Regions from separate parts of the Homo sapiens genome. Here region 1 is linked to region 2. A link is a loop called in an ENCODE intact Hi-C map of the cell type or tissue named here. Cell type or tissue: psoas muscle. All regions are shown on one strand. Each heading gives the region's core, and the rest is flanking DNA. Links, peaks and the distances in the headings are about the cores only.

Region 1 (9,149 bases), core at 401-8,400, 490 kb before region 2:
TGTTGAAATCCTAACCCCTAATGTGACGCTTGTGGAGACAGGATCTTTAGGAGGTAAGTAAGATGAAATGAGGTCATAAAGATGAGATCCTAATCCTATTGGACTGGTGTTCTTATAAAAAGAGGAAGAGAGGCCGGGCACGGTGGCTCACACCTGTAATCCCAGCACTTTGGGAGGCCGAGGCAGAAGGATCACAAGGTCAGGCAGTCAAGACCATCCTGGCTAACACAGTGAAACCCCGTCTCTACTAAAAATACAAAAAATTAGCTGGGTGTGGTGGCGTGTGCCTGTAGTTCCAGCTACTCGGGAGGCTGAGGCAGGAGAATCGCTTGAACCCGGGAGGCAGAGGTTGCAGTGAGCTGAGATTACACCACTGCACTGCAGCCTGGCAACAGAGTGAAACTCCATCTTAAAAAAAGAAAAAAAAAAGGTAGGGGGAAGAGAGACCAGAGTTCTTTCTCTTTCTATCATTTGAGGATGTAGTGGGAAGGCAGCCACCTGCCAGGCAGAAAGAGAGCCCCCATTAGAAATCCATCCTGCCAAGTCTTTCTTTCAGTTCTGGAGACTTCACAGGTCTTCGAGCTGGTTAGTACAACCACCGTGTGATGAGTTGGGTAAGCCAGAGATCTGGCTGCTGCTCTGATACTTCTAGTTCCCTCATGGTCCCCCATCATCCCATGCCATAGTATATTAGATCATTTCTGTCTCCAAGACATTTCTCTATCTTCTCACTTCTCTTGGTCCTTCAACATTTTTCCTATAGATTTTTTCAAATATCTGTAAGAGTAGAGAAAAAATACTTTATATCAAAGTATTTATCACCAGCTTCAACAATTATCAACATGTGGTGAATCTTGGGTAATCTATTACCTTATCCACTTCTCCACTCCAGGTTATTTTGAAACAAACCCAACACATTGTATAATTTTGCCCATAAATATGTCAGTATATTTCTGTAAAAGATATATACTCAATTTGAAAACATATATACAACTTTAGAAAAACATAACCACCTTACCATTATCGCTTCTAATATTTTAAGTAATTTCTTAAAATAAAGAAATATAAGGTCAGTGTTGATATTTTCATGATTGGCTTGAGAAAAACATATTTTTGTAAAATGTGAATCAGGATTCAAATAAGATTCATATATGGTGATTGGCTGATGTGTCTTAAATCTTTGTTATTTGTTCCTCTATGTCTTTTAATGTCCATCCAATTTCTTAATGAATAATTTGGATCATTTGCCCTGAAGAGCTTTACAGAGTCTGAATTTTGCTGATTTCCTCCCTGTGGGATAGTTTAGCAAGTTCCTGTGTCCTTTGTATTTTCTGTAAATAGGTGTGTGTGTACCTGAGCGTAGAGAAAGAAAGAGAATATTCCATGTGACTACATTTTGTTTGTTCTCTCCTTTGCAGGGATGTGAGGAGTTAGGTATATCTTTTGGTATCTAGAAAGGTTTATATTTTTCTTCTAACTGCTATCCTTAGGTAATGCCCCACTCCCAGTACCAAAATCTGTATTAGTCAGGGTTCTCTACAGGGACAGGACTAATAGGATAGATGTATATATGAAGGGGAGTTTATTAAGGAATATTGACTCACACGATCACAAGGTGAAGTCCTACAATAGGCCATCTGCAAACTGAAGAGCAGGGAAGCCAGTCCGAGTCCCCAAACCTCAAAAGTAGGGAACTGAGAGTGCAGCCTTCAGTCTGTGACCAAAGGCCTGAGAGCCCCTGGCAAACCACTGGTGTAGGTCCAAGAGTCCAAAAGCTGATGAACTTTGAGTCCAGTGTTCGCGAGCAGGAAGTATCCAGCACGGGAGAAAGATGGAGGCCAGAAGACTTAGCAAGTTGGTGCTTTCTATTCCTGCTTTTATGCTGGCAGCTGGTTAGATGGTGCCCATCCAGACTGAGAGTGAGTCAGCCTCTCCCAGTCCACTGACTCAAATGTTAATAATCTCCTTTGGCAACACCCTCACAGACACACCGAGGGACACTTCACATCCTTCAATCCAGTCAAGAAGTTGACACTCAGTATTAACCATCACAGTTACCCTTAGGTTTTGCTTATAAAAATACTTTAATTCCCAACTCCTGATGCTTCTATGGGTCTGTTGATGTATTGGTGAAATTATCTTCATCACCATGCATTTCCATTCTAGTCTCAGTTACTGCTTTTTCTCCTCTGAACAATTGCAATGGTCTCTGAACAGGCCTCCTTGCATCTACTTGGTTTCCTCCAGTCTAGGCTTCACCTGGCAGCCGGACAGATCTTTTCAAACAACGATATTCTTTTTTTTCTTTTGTTATTATTCTTTGTAACAGAGTCTCGCTCTATCGCCCATGCTGGAGTGCAGTGGCATAATCATAGTTCACTGCAGCCTCGACCTCCCAGGCTCAAGGGATCCTCCTGTCTCAGCCTTCGGAGTAGCTAGGACTACTGATGCATACCACTACACTCGGCTAATTTTTAAAAAGTTTTTGTAGAGAAGGGGTCTCCCTATGTTGACAAGGCTGGTCTTGAACCCCTGGGCTCAAGTGGTCTTCCTGCATTGATCTCCCAAAGTGCTGGGATTATAGGCGTGAGCCACTGCACCCAGCCTAAACAATCATATTTTGACACTGTCCTGGGCTTCTCACTGAACTTAGAGTGCAATGCAGATGCCCTGAGAAGGCTTCCACAGCCCTGTGTGGCTCTGCCCTACCCGCTCTGCCAGCAGCTCTCTGAGAGGCTCTCCTCTTCTGTGTCATGATTCACCACTCTGCCTTCTCCCTGTTTCCCACCCCAGGCCCTCTGTGCAGCCTGGTCCTTCTGCCTGGAGCATTTCCACCCAGTATTTGCTTGGCTGGCTCCTTCTGTCTCTGCAGCAATCACCCTGAATAGCTCTTCCTCAGGGCGGCCTACTCTGGCCTCTTCCCCTGTGATATGTCCCTCGCCACTCCTCTCCCGCAGCAACCTCTTTTCCTTCATGGCCTCTGCCATGACTCAGACTGCTAACTTCCATTTGTGTGTATGCTTATTTCGTATTTGCCTTTCAAGGACAGTACATTTGTCCTTGAGTAATCTTACAACTATATTCTTAGCATCTAACATAGGGGTTGAAACACAGGAAATGTTCACTAAAAATTTGATAATCCATTGATCTAAACGACGTGACAAGAGATGGGAGCAGCAGCTGGAATACAAACAGAGCCATGGGAAGGCATGGATTCCAGCCCTTTGGGGAAATTTCTCTTCCCCTGGTCCCTCCTGATGGTGGTAGGGAGGGCTGGCCAGGAACAAGTGTAGGGAGGGCCAGGTGCATGGTGAGGCATGAGGGCTTGGGGGATATACTGGTGTCCACTCTAAGAGGAGGGTATGAGTGCACATAGTTTATTGGGAGGTGAAGGAAACCCCAGGAGGAGAGCGGGTAAGTGGGACAATACCTGGAAGCCTCAATAAGGGAGCCTCATCAAGTCAGCCATCCCTTTGGGCGTGGGGGCTTAGTCCCACAGGGGAGCTCTGGGAGCCAGCATGTCAGAGCTGGGGTAGGGAACAGGGCATTTATCCCCAGACACCTCTGGCCTGCAAACAGATGGCAAAGTGGGCTCAAGTGGACAGAAAAAGTACTCAGGAGAGGATACACGGATGGGGTCAAGTCAGAAGATCTGGGCAGAGCACTGACAGCACCTGCACACCTGGAAACATTTGCTACCTCATGAACCTGGCACTGGGTGATGCAAAATTACCCAGATACCGTCCCTTCCCCTGACTGCAGACAGACATCCTGACAGAGATCAGACAGGTGGCCATGGAAAGAGTTAATCCCATTGCAGGCAGCAGAGGCCTTGCATCCTGCAGATGAGCCTTCTGCGTGTGCAGATGACAGGTCAGGGAAGTCCGCATCTCATGCCCACCTAATCCAGGCTCTTTGGGGTGGGTTAGGGCACCTGCTACATGAAAGAGCGGGATGACAAGAGTGACACAGCACTTTTCCCCTCTCAGACCACTTTCACATCTATGACCTGTTCCTGCCTTACAACCGTTCCAGCAGTGGGTGGGAAGAAATTATCCCCCTCCTTTTATAGAGGAGGGAACTGAGGCAGAAGGGAGAAGTGACTCTGCTGTGGTCTGTCCAGAGCTGGGGAGGGGCAGGCCTGACCCCTTGCCCTAGCTTCTTTCTTGGAGGTGAGCATTTGTGTGGGTGAAGCTCTTTTGCCAAAAGTTATGGGTACAGGGAGGAGAGTTCAGATCCCAGTGAGAATTCTGTGGCACTTTTTCCAAACTGGCCAGGCAGGCGACATTCTTAGGAGCAGCCACAAGATGGCAGAGAGGCCGCACACTGCACATTGGGTTTCCTTGGGGGCCAGGGGAAGCAGCCCAAGATGAGGGTCTGCTGAACATCCCTGAAGACCCTTGAGGATTCCTAGAGGGCTGGCTGGGAGTAAAGGAGGAAATGCACGGGGAAGCGAGAAAGTGGAAATTCTGCCAACTACTTACTGTGTGACCTTGGGCAAGTCACTTGCCCTCTCTGGGCCTCAGGCTCCTCCTTTGTAATCTAGGGTATTTGGACTTACAGCAGAATATTAGTCTTTTCCAGTTCTGGCACTGAAGGAGGTATGACCATGGAGGCACCTTGGTATCTGAGCTCCCCCTCTGGCTGTGAGGCTGGAGGCTGGGAGACAATCAGAGGTGGTTGGAGCATGATCGAGAAAACAGTAGCCTGACTGATGATTTCAGAGCAGGGTGAGGAAGGGACAGGAGGGAGAACTTTGGGAAGACACAGAGCAGAATGTGGGGAGTAAGGAATTAGGCACCCGAGGCAGGGGCTGTATCTGTTCATCCCTCTGTGCATAATTCTCAGCTTCAAGGTTCAGAAAACCACCTTTACTTTGGGTGTCCACCCACTGCACACACATCTTAGCTCATTGGCCTGTTTTCTTTCTTTTATAGCTGCTATCCCTTTCTGAATTTATTTGCTGATTTATGTGCTTATTTCTGTCTCCTCCCCTGGAATGTAAGCTCCATAAAGGCAGGGACTTTGCCTTCTTGTTTATTCTGGATTCTTAGCAACTAGAACAGTTCCTGGGAAAAGCAGTTGCTCAATAGGCAGCTGTTGAATGAATGAATGAATGAATGGACACCTGAATGGTGAAGTAGACAAAGCCCTGAACTGGGAGTCAGAGTGCTGGGGCCTAACCCTAGAAATGTGCTGTGTGATCTTGGGGAAACCTCTTCTCCTTTCTGGGTTTCAGTTTCCTGATTCTTAAAATAAGTTGTTTGAGTTCCCTGATCAAGTGTCTTAAATATTTAGAAGCAGAAGTTCCTTCTCCTCTAATTCTCAAGTCCTAGGGTTCAGTTAATCCAGTCAATCACCCATCATTGTTTACTTTCCCCTCCAAGACCAGCAGCCAGCTGATGAAGAAAGCTCTTGGCAGGGAAGTCTTTCCTCATTCAGTGAACATTCCTGGGTGCCTACTTTGTGTGAGGCTCTGCTCTAGATGCTGGAAGTCCAGAGGAGACCAAGTCAGATGTGCATACTGACCTCTTATATTCTGGTGGGCAAAGGTAAAAAATTGTGGGTCTTCTCCCTTCATTCTTAAAGGTAGAAAAGGCCAAGCTTTAAAGAAGGCAAACACTCTAGGCTCAGAGTTATTCAAAAGGAAGACCCTCTAATATTAGGAAGATGGGGCTTGTGGGACTAGGGCCTCCAGAGATGCCTGTGGACCTGTCTCTAGGGAACATAATGGGTGGGTGAATCTGAGTTTCAGCCCTCACAACCTCTGTTGTGGCTGTCCCAGACCTGGTCACTGGGAAATACAGTCAGGTCTGTGCTTGGTGTGCCCCACCCATCTCATTAGAACATCCCAGCCCTGTGTCCCTTTTCTTCAGTGCTTTGCCTTTGTTGAGGGATTAATCTCAATAGACGAACAGGGTAGAGCCAAGTCATGATGGGCTGAGTATGATTTACCCTCCAAAAAGAGAAGCTGAATTTAATTACCAAGTAAACTCGAAAGAGGTGACTCTAATGGTAAAATTTCAGGCCCATTGACAGGTTTGGGGAGAAAGATAAGCTGTACCTCCTTTAGTCAGTTGCCTGTAATGACCCCAACTTCCCCTCCCCTTGGGCTTGAGCACATAGGTCTCAAAGCTTCTCTAGAAACTCATACTCCAAGTGCAGGCAGAGGCTGCCACATGGGCCTCATCCAGGAGCTTCTTAGGGATGCCCAGCCCCCTCCCCCCACTGCCCCCGCCCAACCAGACCTCCTAAACCTAAACCAGACTTGAAGTTGACTTTAAGGGAACTTGTGTGCACACTTGGATTTGAGAGCACTGGGCTGAAATGCCCCTTGTTCCCCAGAATGATGCCTGTTCCTGTGAACAGTTTGCTTTCCATGGCAACCCCTGCATGACCACTGCCTCTCTCTGCATTCCCTTTGCAGGGCCACACTAGTTTCTCATTAGGAGGCAGAAGAAGGAGAGGCATCAGGATGCCTGGCTAAATAAGAAGGCTGAGACTTGTTATCGTAATGAGCCAAAGAAGCTCCCTGAAGGAGCGGCCCTGTGTGCAGGGTGGGCTGGATAATGGGGTCCTCCTCAGAGGTGGGAATTCTCTCTTCATCAGTCTAGCATTTGTTTCAAAGGAAATTAGGCCATGAAATAGCATTTGCACTGTTCTACTATATATATATATATATATATGTATGTATATAGACAGAGATCTCTCTCTCTCTGTCAGTCACTCACTCTCTCACTCGCTCTATTATGGGTGCTGGATCCCTTCCCTTGGCTCTCTCAGATCCACGCTCCCCCCTCTCCACCCACTCTCTGCCCTTGGAGGCTTGCCTGTGTGGACTGCATCAACCTACTTCCTGCCCTCTGGCTTCCTGATGGCCCAGCCAATGGGAGAAAAGGAGAGTGAGGCCAGCATTCGTGCCCTCCCTGCCAAGCTGCTACATCTCCCTACTGAGGTGACTCTTCTCCCCAGGCAGCGCTCCCACAAGACCTTTAGGCCTTCGAGGTCCTGGCAACTGCTCCCTCCCTCCCCTCACCCCTTCCTGTCGGGGGTGTTAACTGCACCCACTGAGGCTAGCCCCAGGTGTTGCACCCTACCTTGCTGGTTTCCTTAAACCCTGCCCCACACCTTGTAAACTCCTTCTTCAAACTCTCCTCACTTTCCTCCCCCAGTGAGCCATCTATTCCCTGATGGGTTTAATATGCCTGGGAAAAAGACCGGAAGGACATAAACCAAGCTAGAACTGCAGCCACGTTTCCCTTTCTGTTATGACCTGTGTGTCTCTGAGCTTCCAGCGACGCCCGCCGCTTCCTTTCCTTCAGGCCTCATGAATGCTGTAGGCTTTTGGAAAGGGTGGAAGCCAACTGCATTGCATCCCTAAGCATTTGTCTCCTTCCATGTTCCAAGTACAGAAGGGTCCACAGCCCAGCTGGCCCCAGGGGCAGTGGGGTGGGCAGGGCAGGAAGGGTCACTGGGAGGGACTTCAGTCAGCACCATGATGATTCTCCCACTCTGGGATCAGTCTATCCAGAGGCCCCGTCATGGCACCAGACACTGAAATGATGACCTTCTGTGATTCACTCCTCCGGGAAGGGAGACCTTCCAGAGGGTCTTGGTGTAGGCAGCCATCAAGGGCTCTCTTCTGTCCCAACTCCCCTTTTGCTCCCTCCCAGTCTCCCTCCTGCCACCCTCTCTTCACTTAGGCCATTGCCACTTCCTGCTTGCTGCTCCTCAGACACACCAAGCACACGCCCTTCCATTCCTTAGTCTTGTTATTCCCTCTCTGTAGACTGCTATTCTTCCAGACATCCTCAGGGCTTCTCCTCATTGCCTCAGTCTCTGGGCAGATACTACCTTAATCAGAGAGGCCTTCCTTGGCCATCCAAGACACCATTGCCCACTCCCATCACTTTCTGCTAGGCACAGACAAGGCACTCAGCAAAGTTTTGTTAGTGAATGAATGAATGAATGAATGAATGCTCTTTCGGTCACCTTAGGAAGTCAGGACTACATGGGGTGGGAAGTGGCTCCAAACACCTGCCAGCACTCAGTGAGGGGGCTGGTCCCCTCCAGAATTAGTCCGGCATGGCAGTTCCACTTTGCACGTCTGCTAAAAATTATCATGTCCCCACCCAGGCACAAATGTCTAATGCCTATTGATGGAAAAGCCCCGTCTCTGTGAGGGGCCCCTAGAGTCACTCCTAGGAATAGGGCTCTTCCTTTATTTCTGTAGGCACAGGCGTTTTCTAGACCTTGGGAATGCCAACCCCCTTTGCTCAAGTGTGTGGAGTTGCCTGTAGGGATCATGCCCTCAACCGGAAGGCTATGTCCTGAGATAGATTTCTCCAAGAAGAGTTGCAGACCAGGCCACTAATACCTTAGGGAGTTACAGTCATGGGTTCTAATCCTGGCATGGCTATTAACCAGCTGTGTGGGTTTGGGCAAATCACTTTCTCTCTCTAGTTATTAGTGTTTGCATTTCTCAGGGAACTTCAGGCCCTAAAAAATTAGGAATCCAGGGCTCCAGAGTCTGGCTATAGTACCTAGACTTGAATAGCTTAGGAAATAAGCTGGACTTGGAGATGTTCTGTAGTTTGGGGTCTGTCATCATTCCTAATGATTTAGTCCTTCCCAGTCAAAATCTCTCTGCATTATTCCCCAGGACATCCCCCTTCTTTCATTTCCTGCCCTTGCCCCCTTCCAGATCTCCTCTGGGTCTTTGTACATGCTAATCCACCGTCCCCAAATGCTCATCCTTTCTTGCCCTGCAGAGTCTATAGCAGACACATCTGAGGCTCACCTGCCATCCCATCAGCCCTTATTCTTTAAGCACATATACATGGACCCAATGCTTCTTTGTAGCACCTGCACCTCTTTGCCTGCAGGCTCTTCCTGGCTGTTGGAGCCTGCATGGCCACTGTTGGGAATGAATGGCTCTTGTTGGGGACTGATGGGAGTCGTGAATAAGTACCCTAAATATCTGCACTTCAGGGGAGAATTCTAAGGCCCTCGTTGGCCTATTGTTCTAACTCCCACGTTTCCCTAGTAGGATTGAGCCTCATTTACATTTGTTGATAACACACCTTTCATTCAGTGTCTTCCCTCCCTGTCTCATGATTTCATTCCCTACTAATATTTTTGGAAGGTCA
Region 2 (9,149 bases), core at 395-8,394:
AAACTCCTGCCTTGGGGACTTTAATCCCCTTGTATCTTGCAGGATCAGGCTCCTTCCCCATAGAGCAGGGCAGATCCGTGGCCATCTTCAGGCATGGGCAGAAGAGGCTGTTGCCTACAGTGTGATTGAAGGATGGAGGCTGTTTCAAAGAGTGCCAACACCCTCCATTTCCCTTGAATCCATCTCTCCCCACTGACTATAATGCTGTTCCAAGGCCTGTCATTAGCACTTCACTCTTTGGTACCTGGATATGAATAGACTGTAGAATTCAGACGTCCCTGAGAGAGATAACAACTTAAGTAATTATCAATAAATTCTTCATGGAAAGTTACATTAACAGATGATGAGAACTGTCTTGGCTTAAGCTGCCATAAGAAAATACCATAGACTGAGTGGTTTGAACACCAGGGATTTATTTTACCACTGTTCTGGAGGTTGGAAATCTGAGATCAGGATGTCAACATGGTCAGAGTTTAGCAAGGGGTCTCTTCCTGGCTTGCAGTTGAAGTCTTCTTCCTATGTGCTCACAAAGTAGAGAGAGAGAGAGAGAGTTCTGGTGTCTTTTCCTCTTCTCATAAGGGCACTAATCCCATCATGAGGACCCCACCCTCATGACATCATCTAAATCTAATTTCCCTAAGGTCCTATCTCCAAATACCATCACAATGGGGGTTATGGCTTCTGCATATGAATTTTGGAAGGGGAGCACAATTCAGTCCAACTCAAGGACAATGCCCTGCAAGAACAAAGGGATTTACCTAAGGCTCCTGACCACAATAACAGGGCAGGTTCCTTATTTGTGCATAGTGCATCATATCCTGAAAACAGGGCCATGTGTATGGTTGTTCAGGTTGTGTGCTGCACAACCCTAGTGGTTACCAGTCACATAAGAGATGTTGTAGATTTGAAAGTTTAATATGGCCATTTTATGGCAGGTGGCTCTAATGTGTCTTATTCTAGAGAAATCAGGACATTAGGATAACTAGTCAATGGATGGCAATGAAATGTCCTGAGGAAGGGTTTCTTTTTTCTCATCTACACAAAGGCAATGTATAAGCTAGATGGGCTCTTCTGTAAAGTCTCCTTTTGAAATTCTATCTCAAGATAACTCTGTGATTAGGTATTCTGGGTCCATTTTACTGGTGAGAAGATAGATATGGGCAGGATCAAGGTAATTCGGTAGATAAGGAAGGAACTAGCGACCTGCGAAGCAAGTGCAAAACAGAGCCCTTTCCTACTGTGTTTTGGCCACTGTAGACGTGGGTCCTGTGTCTGGTTCCATCACCTTCCATGAAGATGTTCCTACTGATGGTGCTGTGCCAGGCATCCACTCCCCAGCTCAGTGCCCCTGGGAGCTTTGTTTCCTTCTGGCCACACAAGAGCCACCTGGCTCGGGAGGAAGGTGTGCTGAAAGCGGCCATCCCCAGCCCCAACTTATCCTGATGGTGGAGCTCAGAAAAGGAGGAAGTCCCTTTGGAACCTGGGGATTTCCCTTGTTGGAATCTGGGAGGTGGAGTAAGGGGAGAGGAGAGCCCCCAGAGTGGTCTCTCAGTTAAGGTCTAGCTAAAGCACCCGTGCAGAGATACGCGGAGAAATGAATGGGAGCCTCTACCTCAAACCTCAGGTAGGGGAATCCTCGGGTTCTCTTTGGAAAACAGAAATTAATTAATAAAGAATAGCATAGACTTGAAGGGCTTAGAACTTTTGTCTATCAAACTTGTGAATGAATTTTTTTAATTGAGGTATGATATACATAAAGTATACGGAACATAAATGTACAACTTGATGAATTCTTATCTGTGTAGAGACCTGCAAAATCACCACCCCTATCAAGATATCTAGTTTTTGAGCCTCCCAGGCTTCCTGATGCTCCTTTCCAGTCTCTACCCACCCCAGAGATAACCACTAGTCTGGTCCCCGTCACCAACATTAGCTTTCCCTCTTCTTGAACTTCATATAAGTGAGTGTACATAGTATGTTCTTTTTTGTGCCTGGCTTCTTTTACTCAACAAAATATCTGTGAGATTCATCCATGCTGTTGCAGGTAAAAATAGTCCATTCTTTTTTTTTTTTTTTTTTTTTTGAGATGGAATTTCGCTTTTGTCTCCCAGGCTGGAGTGCAATGGCATGACCTTGGCTCACTGCAACCTCTGTCTCCCAGGTTCAAGCAATTCTCCTGCCTCAGCCTCCCGAGTAGCTGGGATTACAGGCACACACCAGCACACTTGTTATTGTTTGAGACAGGGTCTCGCTCTGTGACCCAGGTTGGAGTGCAGTGGCATAGTCTCAGCTTACTGCAGCCTCAAGCTCCCAGAGTCAAGCAATTCTCTCATCTCAGCCTCCCGAGTAGCTGGAACTACATGCAAGCACCATCACACTCAGCTAATTTTTGTATTTTTAGTAGAGACAGGGTTTTGCCATGTTGGCCAGGCATGGTCTCGAACTCCTGACCTCAGGTGATCCACCCACCTCTGCCTCCCAAAATAGTGTGTTCTTTTTCCTTGCTGTGTGGTATTCCATGTATGAATATGCCACAAATTATTTATTCATTCTATCGTGGATAGATATTGACTTGTTTCCAGTCTGGGGCCATTAGGAATAAAGTTGGTGTGAACATTCTCATGCATGTTTTTCCATGGCCATAAGCCATCATTTCTTTAGAGTAAATACACAGCAGTGGAGTTGCTGACGCTCAGAAATGGTTTAACAGTGTGGTTAGATTATCTATAGAGCTGAGCTGATACGGAGTGGTCAGGAAGGCTTATTTCAAGTGCCCACTCCAACACTGTGTAACCTTGGGTAACTCACTTTCCCTTTCTGAGCCTTAGTATTCTTCACTAGTAAAATGGGTCTAAGAATCTATCTCTTGGCTGTGTGTGGTGGCTTGTGCCTGTAATAACAGCACTTTGGGAGGGCAAGTCAGGTGGATCACTTGAACCTAGGAGTTTGAGACCAGACTGGCAAACATGGCAAAACTCTGTCTGTACTAAAAATACAAAAGTTAGCTGGGTGTGATGGTGCTTGCATGTAGTTTCCAGCTACTTGGGAGGCTGAGGCGGGAGAATTGCTTGAGTCCAGGAGCTTGAGGCTGCAGTAAGCTGAGATTGTGCCACTGCACTCCAACCTGGGTCACAGAGCGAGACTCTGTGTCAAACAACAACAAAAAAGATTAATATCTCTCAGGTGATCAACAGGGGAGACAAGCCTTGTTGAGTGCCTTCGACAGTACCTGGCACACTTAAGAAAACGATAGTCCCTGTCTACTTTCCTTCTCCATTCATATTTCACTTGACCAAGCCCAGCCTCTCCTCAAGAAAAGGGTGGCTTAAAATCTATATCTGTGCTCATCACCCATAAGCTGGTGAGGCTCTGTAGGTGAGGAACCTCATGGTGAGGACCTTCAAAGCTGTCCCTGTGCTAGAACAATCAGCCCTCTGTGGTGGACGTGCATGGTTCATTCTGCCCAGAACAGTATTCCTCATCTTCCTAAATGCACGTGGTTCTGATGAGAGCTGCTAACCACTGGTGCCCCACCCCTGTTCCATACCCCAACTCCAGCCACAGTGATCAGCCCAGGATGGCTCACATGATGCAGGCCTGGCGAATTAGACCCTTTCCCTAGAATTTTCAAGCATGAGCTCAGAAGAGAGAGCCCTCTTCTGCCTGGCCAGAAAGTTTCCAGACGGATGTGTGTTCAGAACTGGTCATTGATCAGTTTCTCAACAACTCCGACCCGTCTACCTACAATGTGGAGAAAAATGGTGAGATGAGACTTCACACAGGGAAAAGCTGGGAAGTAGAGGAGAGAGAGGGAAAGAGGCAAAGCTTCTGACAGTTGTGTCTGTGGCTCCCGGTATTCTTTGCTGGCCTTCATCGTTATTTGGTTTCACGAGACAGTAAATCTCTCATTCTATTTAAGCTACCTTGAGTTAGATTTCTGTCAGCTGCTCCCATGACAGTTCTGACAAATATATCCTATACGGAGGGTTTAAACCAAAGCCCTCGCAGGTATTCTCCTCGCCTTTCTCAAGCTACAGGTGTAACAGCTCTCTGCTTATGAAGTAGAGGCCAGGGGTCACATATTAGGCACACAGCAGGTGTGCACCCAGCCCTGTTGTGGGCTCTGGGTGTATGGAAGGCAGGTGCATGGCCTGGGCACTGACCTTGAGCTTTGCTGCATCCGTGTACAATTTCTTATAACTGCTTTCTGATTTATGCTTCCTTCCTTGGCATGGTATTGATGAATGGAAGATTTGAAAGATTCTCTACAGCCATCTATTAACATGCCCTCAGGTAATTCAGGAAAGAAATGGTGTTCTGTTTTCAAGTGATTGAACTCCAGCCACATTTTATTTTCGGTAGCATGCCCAGATACCTAAGCAGCCACTCTGGCCTGAGCTTGGAAGTGGATGTGTTGGATGCAGGGAGATCAGCCCTGCTTGACTGCTGCCTTCCTAGGTGGTCCCTGAAAACTATAAAATTGTGTTACTAGCAGTTTTAATCCAGGGCAGGTGAGGAGCGCGAGAGGGAGTCAGACACATTGACTCTGACGCTAAGGCCCAAATAGGATTGAGGAAGGAGGGTTCTGTTCATTCCTGCTCTGGTCACCAAGGGACACCCTAATGGATGATTAGACCAGCTGCCTGGCATGGCTCCTGTGAGAGGGCTGCCCGGACACCAGCTGTTATGGATTACATCACTTGGCTCCAATTATTTGCTTCTCCTGGTACTCATGCCCTTTGCTGTGTAACTTTGCCACCATTATGTCACCTGGTGGGGTGATATACTCCATCTCTCGACTCTGGGTTTGCCATGTGACTGGCTTTGGCCAAGGAGATATTTGTGGGTAAAATACAACTGAGGCTTGAAAAGGTGCTTTCTTGAACCACTGACCTTGCCATGAGAATATGCCCAGTACAGCCTGTTGGTGGATGAGAGAACATGGAGCAGAGCCAAGTTTCTCAGTCCCGCTGGCCAAGGGTAGCTTGCAGCAGCCGATTGCTAGCCCACCTCCAGGCTCCAGGCATATGAGCAAACCTGGCTGGGATCAGAAGAACCATACAGCTAAGCCTCACCTAAATCACTGACCTACTGTGTAAATGTTCATGGTTTAAAGCCACTGAGTTTTGGGATGGTTTCTTAGATAGCATTATTGTGACAATAGATAGCAAATACAACAGCTCTAATGTAGAGATTGTCAAACCACACATTTGCAAACTAACCAGGTAGAAAAGAATGCTGAACTACTGAGAAAGCTGAGTTCATTATTTCCAGGAAACAGATTTTTGGAGAATTGCTTCTTAAGGCCTACAATAACTTAAGGTAGATGTTAAGCCATTTTCAGGTTGAGGAACATACTTACTTTAAGAAAAAAGATAAAATAAACTTGTAATTTGCTTATGGAGATAGCACTGAGAGTTACTAAATGGTTTAGAAAGAACTTTAGTTGTTAGTCATATGGAATATTTTTCTTGCCAACAGGTACAAACCCAGGCACAATTTTTCTTTTTTTATGAAAATTTTTTTGTTTCCTTTCATTTATTTACCTCCCTCTTTGAACACAGGTGCCCACTCTTTTAAGGCTGCTTGGGGTACCTCGCATAAAAAAGAAGGTAGTTAAGAAAACTAACTTAGGTTAAAATGTGGCAAACTTTTACACATTGGAACACTGGAACCAGAGTAGAATATAGAGCAAATGCTTCTTACAAAATCGTTTTGTTTTTTTCTTTTTTCTTTTCGATAAGGTCTAATTCTGTTGCCCAGGCTGGAATGCAATGGCACAATCATAGCTCTCTGCAGCCTAGAACTCCTGAGCTCAAGTGATCCTCCCACCCCAGCCTCCCAAGTAGCTAGGGCTACAGGCACATGCCATCATGCTTAGCTAGCTACTTTTTAAAATTTTTTGTAGAGATGGGGTCCTAAAATACTTGCAATAGTAAAGGAAAGGAAAAGTGGGCTTCAGGGGAACTGGAAAAAAATCTATGCTGGCCATGGTGGCATGTCCTTAAAGATTCATATTTAATCTAATAAACCCATGTGAAATTTGCCAGTGATTCTGCCTTGATGATGTCACCAGGAGCCTTGCAGAAGCAAACACAAATCTTTTCTGAGGAATATACTCTAAAGGCAGATCTCAAAGAATTTTCACAGATAAAATGCTGACAGGGCACAAGCTCACAGTTTAAAATCCCCAAACCCACAGGGAAACAAGCCACCATGAGTAAGAGTAACAAAAAATGTTTAAAAAATAGGAAGCATTGTAATAGTTTGTTACCCAGCATATTAGGGTTATTTAGAGAAACAAAACCAAAAGGATATATATAGATATACAAGAGGAGATTTATTATGAGAATTGACTGATGTGATTGTGGAGGCCAAGGAGCCCTACAAAGACGTCTGCAAGCTGGAGAACCAGGAAGGAGGTAATGTAATTTACTACAAGGCTGAAGAACTCAGGATGGGGTGGGATGGGGAGGACGGGTGTTAGTCCTTGAGTCTAAAGAAGCAGAACCAGGAGCTCCAATGTCCATGAGCAGAAGATGGATGTCTCAGCTCATGAAGCAGGGGTAGCCTGGGGGGAGTTTGCCTTTCCTCCACCTTTTTGTTCTATTTTGGGCCTTCAATGGATTAAATGATGCCCCTGCAAAATGGTGAGGGCAGATCTTCTTTACTCCGTCTATAGATTCAAGGGCTAATCTATTCTGGAAACACCCTCACAGACACAGAAAGAAAGAATGTTTACCCGCTATCTGGGCAGCCCTTAACCCAGTCAAGTTGATGCATAAATTTAACCATCACACCGAAAGTAGTATGAAAGTAGTATGTTTTATATGTTTTAAAATTAAAAGGGGACTCAAAGTGTGTCAGATCTATGAAAAACAATAAAAATGGACTGGATAATTTGCAAAAGAACTAACTATAAGTTTTATAACAAAAAATAATTGATGTAATACACTCAATGAAAAGGAGAAATAATAGCTTTCTTGGTGAAGCAAAAATATGTGAGCTGGAAGATAGCTTGGAATTGGCCCCACTGCCTAGGAAACTGGTCCCTGGAATTCAGAGTCAGTCTGGAGGCTGAGTGTTGCTGGGAGGATGGCTGGCAGCTGGGCCCAGGCCAGCAGCGCCTTGTGACATGCAGGGAGATGGGCAGATGGAAAAGCACCAGCCATTCTTCTTTCTGTATCAGCGAGGGGCAGGTATTGTGGGGACAGAGAAGTTGGGAGAGGTCTGGCCTGGCAGATAGAGCCCAGCAATAAAATAAGGGTATGTCAGAGAAGATGACCCAGAATCACACCAGCAGACACAGCTGGTGTTCTGCTTATCTACTGCTATGTGAGAAGCCACCCCAAATCATAGGGGCTTAAAACAACAATAATCATTTATTTTGTTCAGGAATCTGCAGTTTGGGCAGGAGTTGGTGGGGACAGCTTGCCTCTGCTTTACATAGCATTAGCTGAGTGACTCAACTTGGGGCTGGAAGATCACGTTCAAAGTGACTCACTTGACTGCCAAGTCATTGCTGGCTGTCAGCTTGGAACTTGATGGGCCCTCAGTTTATCTCCACATGGGTCTCTCCAAAGGCTAACTGGGCTTCCTCACAACATAGCGGCCAAGTTCCCAAAGAGAAAGGCAGGAGTGCATGACACTTGTATTAGCGTCAGAAGCTACATTTTGTCACTCTGGCTACATTTTCTGGGAAAGGCAGTCACAAAGATCTGTCCAGATTCAGAGAGGGAGTGTGAACGTTCTAAAGATCTTGCTGTACCATCTTTGGAAAACACAATTTGCTAAAGGTGATGCCAATCCAGGATCAAGTGATGGTTGGAGACCTAGATAAGTAGTCAATCAAGCTGTCATCCCTGAGCTGGGAATCAGTGGCAGAATTACAGTCCCTACTCAGGGGAGCTGACGAAGAGCAAGGCCAAGGCTGAAAGTCGGGTTTTTAGCAGATGGTATAACACAGTGGTCAAGACCAGAGACTCAGGGCCAGAGAGCCTGTGTTTGAATCCTGGCTTCACCAATTAATAGTTTATAATCTTGGGCAAGAAACTTAAAACTCTCTTTGCCTCAGTTACCCCATCTATTAAATGCGATAACAACCATACCTATCCTATAGAGTTATTGTAAGAATTTGGCAAGTTACTATAGGTAAAGAGCTCAGAACAATGCCTGGCTTGTGGCAAGGGCTGTGGGAGGGTAAACTAATATTGTTAATAGGCTCCTAATCCTTTCCTATGAAATAACCTAATAAGGGACCAAGTTGCCAAATGGTGTATCAGAGCTCAGAAGCGAGACAACCTTCCAGTCGTGGGAACTGGTACACACAGTCTAACCCCTCCAAAGCCTGCCTACCTCCCATCATCATGGATCCTGGCACCAACATTAGGGCAGGCGGAGCCCCTCCCTGGGGTGGGAGGGGGTCTGAAGAGAGAAAGGAGGTAGGGCCTGACCAGGAATCCTTGTTGAAATGAGGGCGGTGTCCTTGGAGCAGAGTGATTTGCCACACAGCTCTGGCCTGGAGGTCCTGCCAGGCTTAGAGGCAATACCAAGTCCAAACACTATAAAATTATCTGCGATGTTGTTTGAGCAGTAAAAGTGGTGAAGAGACCTGAGGCTACTTAGATACAGAACAACTGTTTTCTCCTTAATGAGCCACCATACACAGCGTTTAATTAAAACTGCAGGAGCATCCTGAGAACTTGGACCGAGGAGCGTGGAAGTTATGGTGGCAGTCATCGTGTGTCAGGGCTGGGGTGACTCCCTGAGACTGGACACAGTCACATCCTCCTCCCTGAACTCCTTTCATGTAGATCCCATGTCTACTACCATGTCTCCTGGTTCCCGGTGAACTGTCTTAATCCTTTTCCCTCTCGCCATCATTCAAGAGCACCCGGTGAATAGTCACACTCCACTAGCTTCAAATATTTACGGGCAACATAGAAAAATTACTTTAGTTTCCTGAGCCTCAGCTTCCCCATCTGGAAAGTGAGGATAAGGATTCCTTCTTCATGGAGCTGTTGCGGAGATCAAATAAGATACACGCAGGAGTGGCCTGACTTTCACCCACTTACACCCCTGGCATTCCTGACCAGAAGGATTGAAACCAATCTTGATGCACTGATCTTGATTCCTGACCAGAAGGATTG

Evidence for each region. A loop is a pair of places that touch in the nucleus more often than their neighbours do. Peaks named below come from ENCODE experiments on the same cell type or tissue, not always from the same donor. Only the 100,000 strongest peaks of a DNase experiment are listed, where the experiment ranks them.
Region 1: it touches region 2 in a loop (1.8-fold over the local background); 2 of 110 quality-filtered maps call a loop at or near these places.

What each region holds. Positions count from the first base shown.
Region 1 is chr6:40,800,355-40,809,503 of GRCh38, reverse strand. All of the region lies in intron 1 of LOC105375053 (a long non-coding RNA gene), which reads left to right. Among named protein-coding and RNA genes, the nearest start is that of LRFN2, 220 kb to the right of the region's middle. RefSeq lists an enhancer at 5,123-5,322. In psoas muscle, for the core only: a CTCF peak has its summit at 4,310 (motif pointing right); DNase peaks (open chromatin) are centred at 1,901 and 6,863; H3K27ac peaks cover 800 bases.
Region 2 is chr6:40,310,791-40,319,939 of GRCh38, reverse strand. No RefSeq gene overlaps it. Among named protein-coding and RNA genes, the nearest start is that of LINC00951, 41 kb to the left of the region's middle. In psoas muscle, for the core only: no CTCF peak of the experiment used is centred there; a DNase peak (open chromatin) is centred at 4,659; H3K27ac peaks cover 1,080 bases.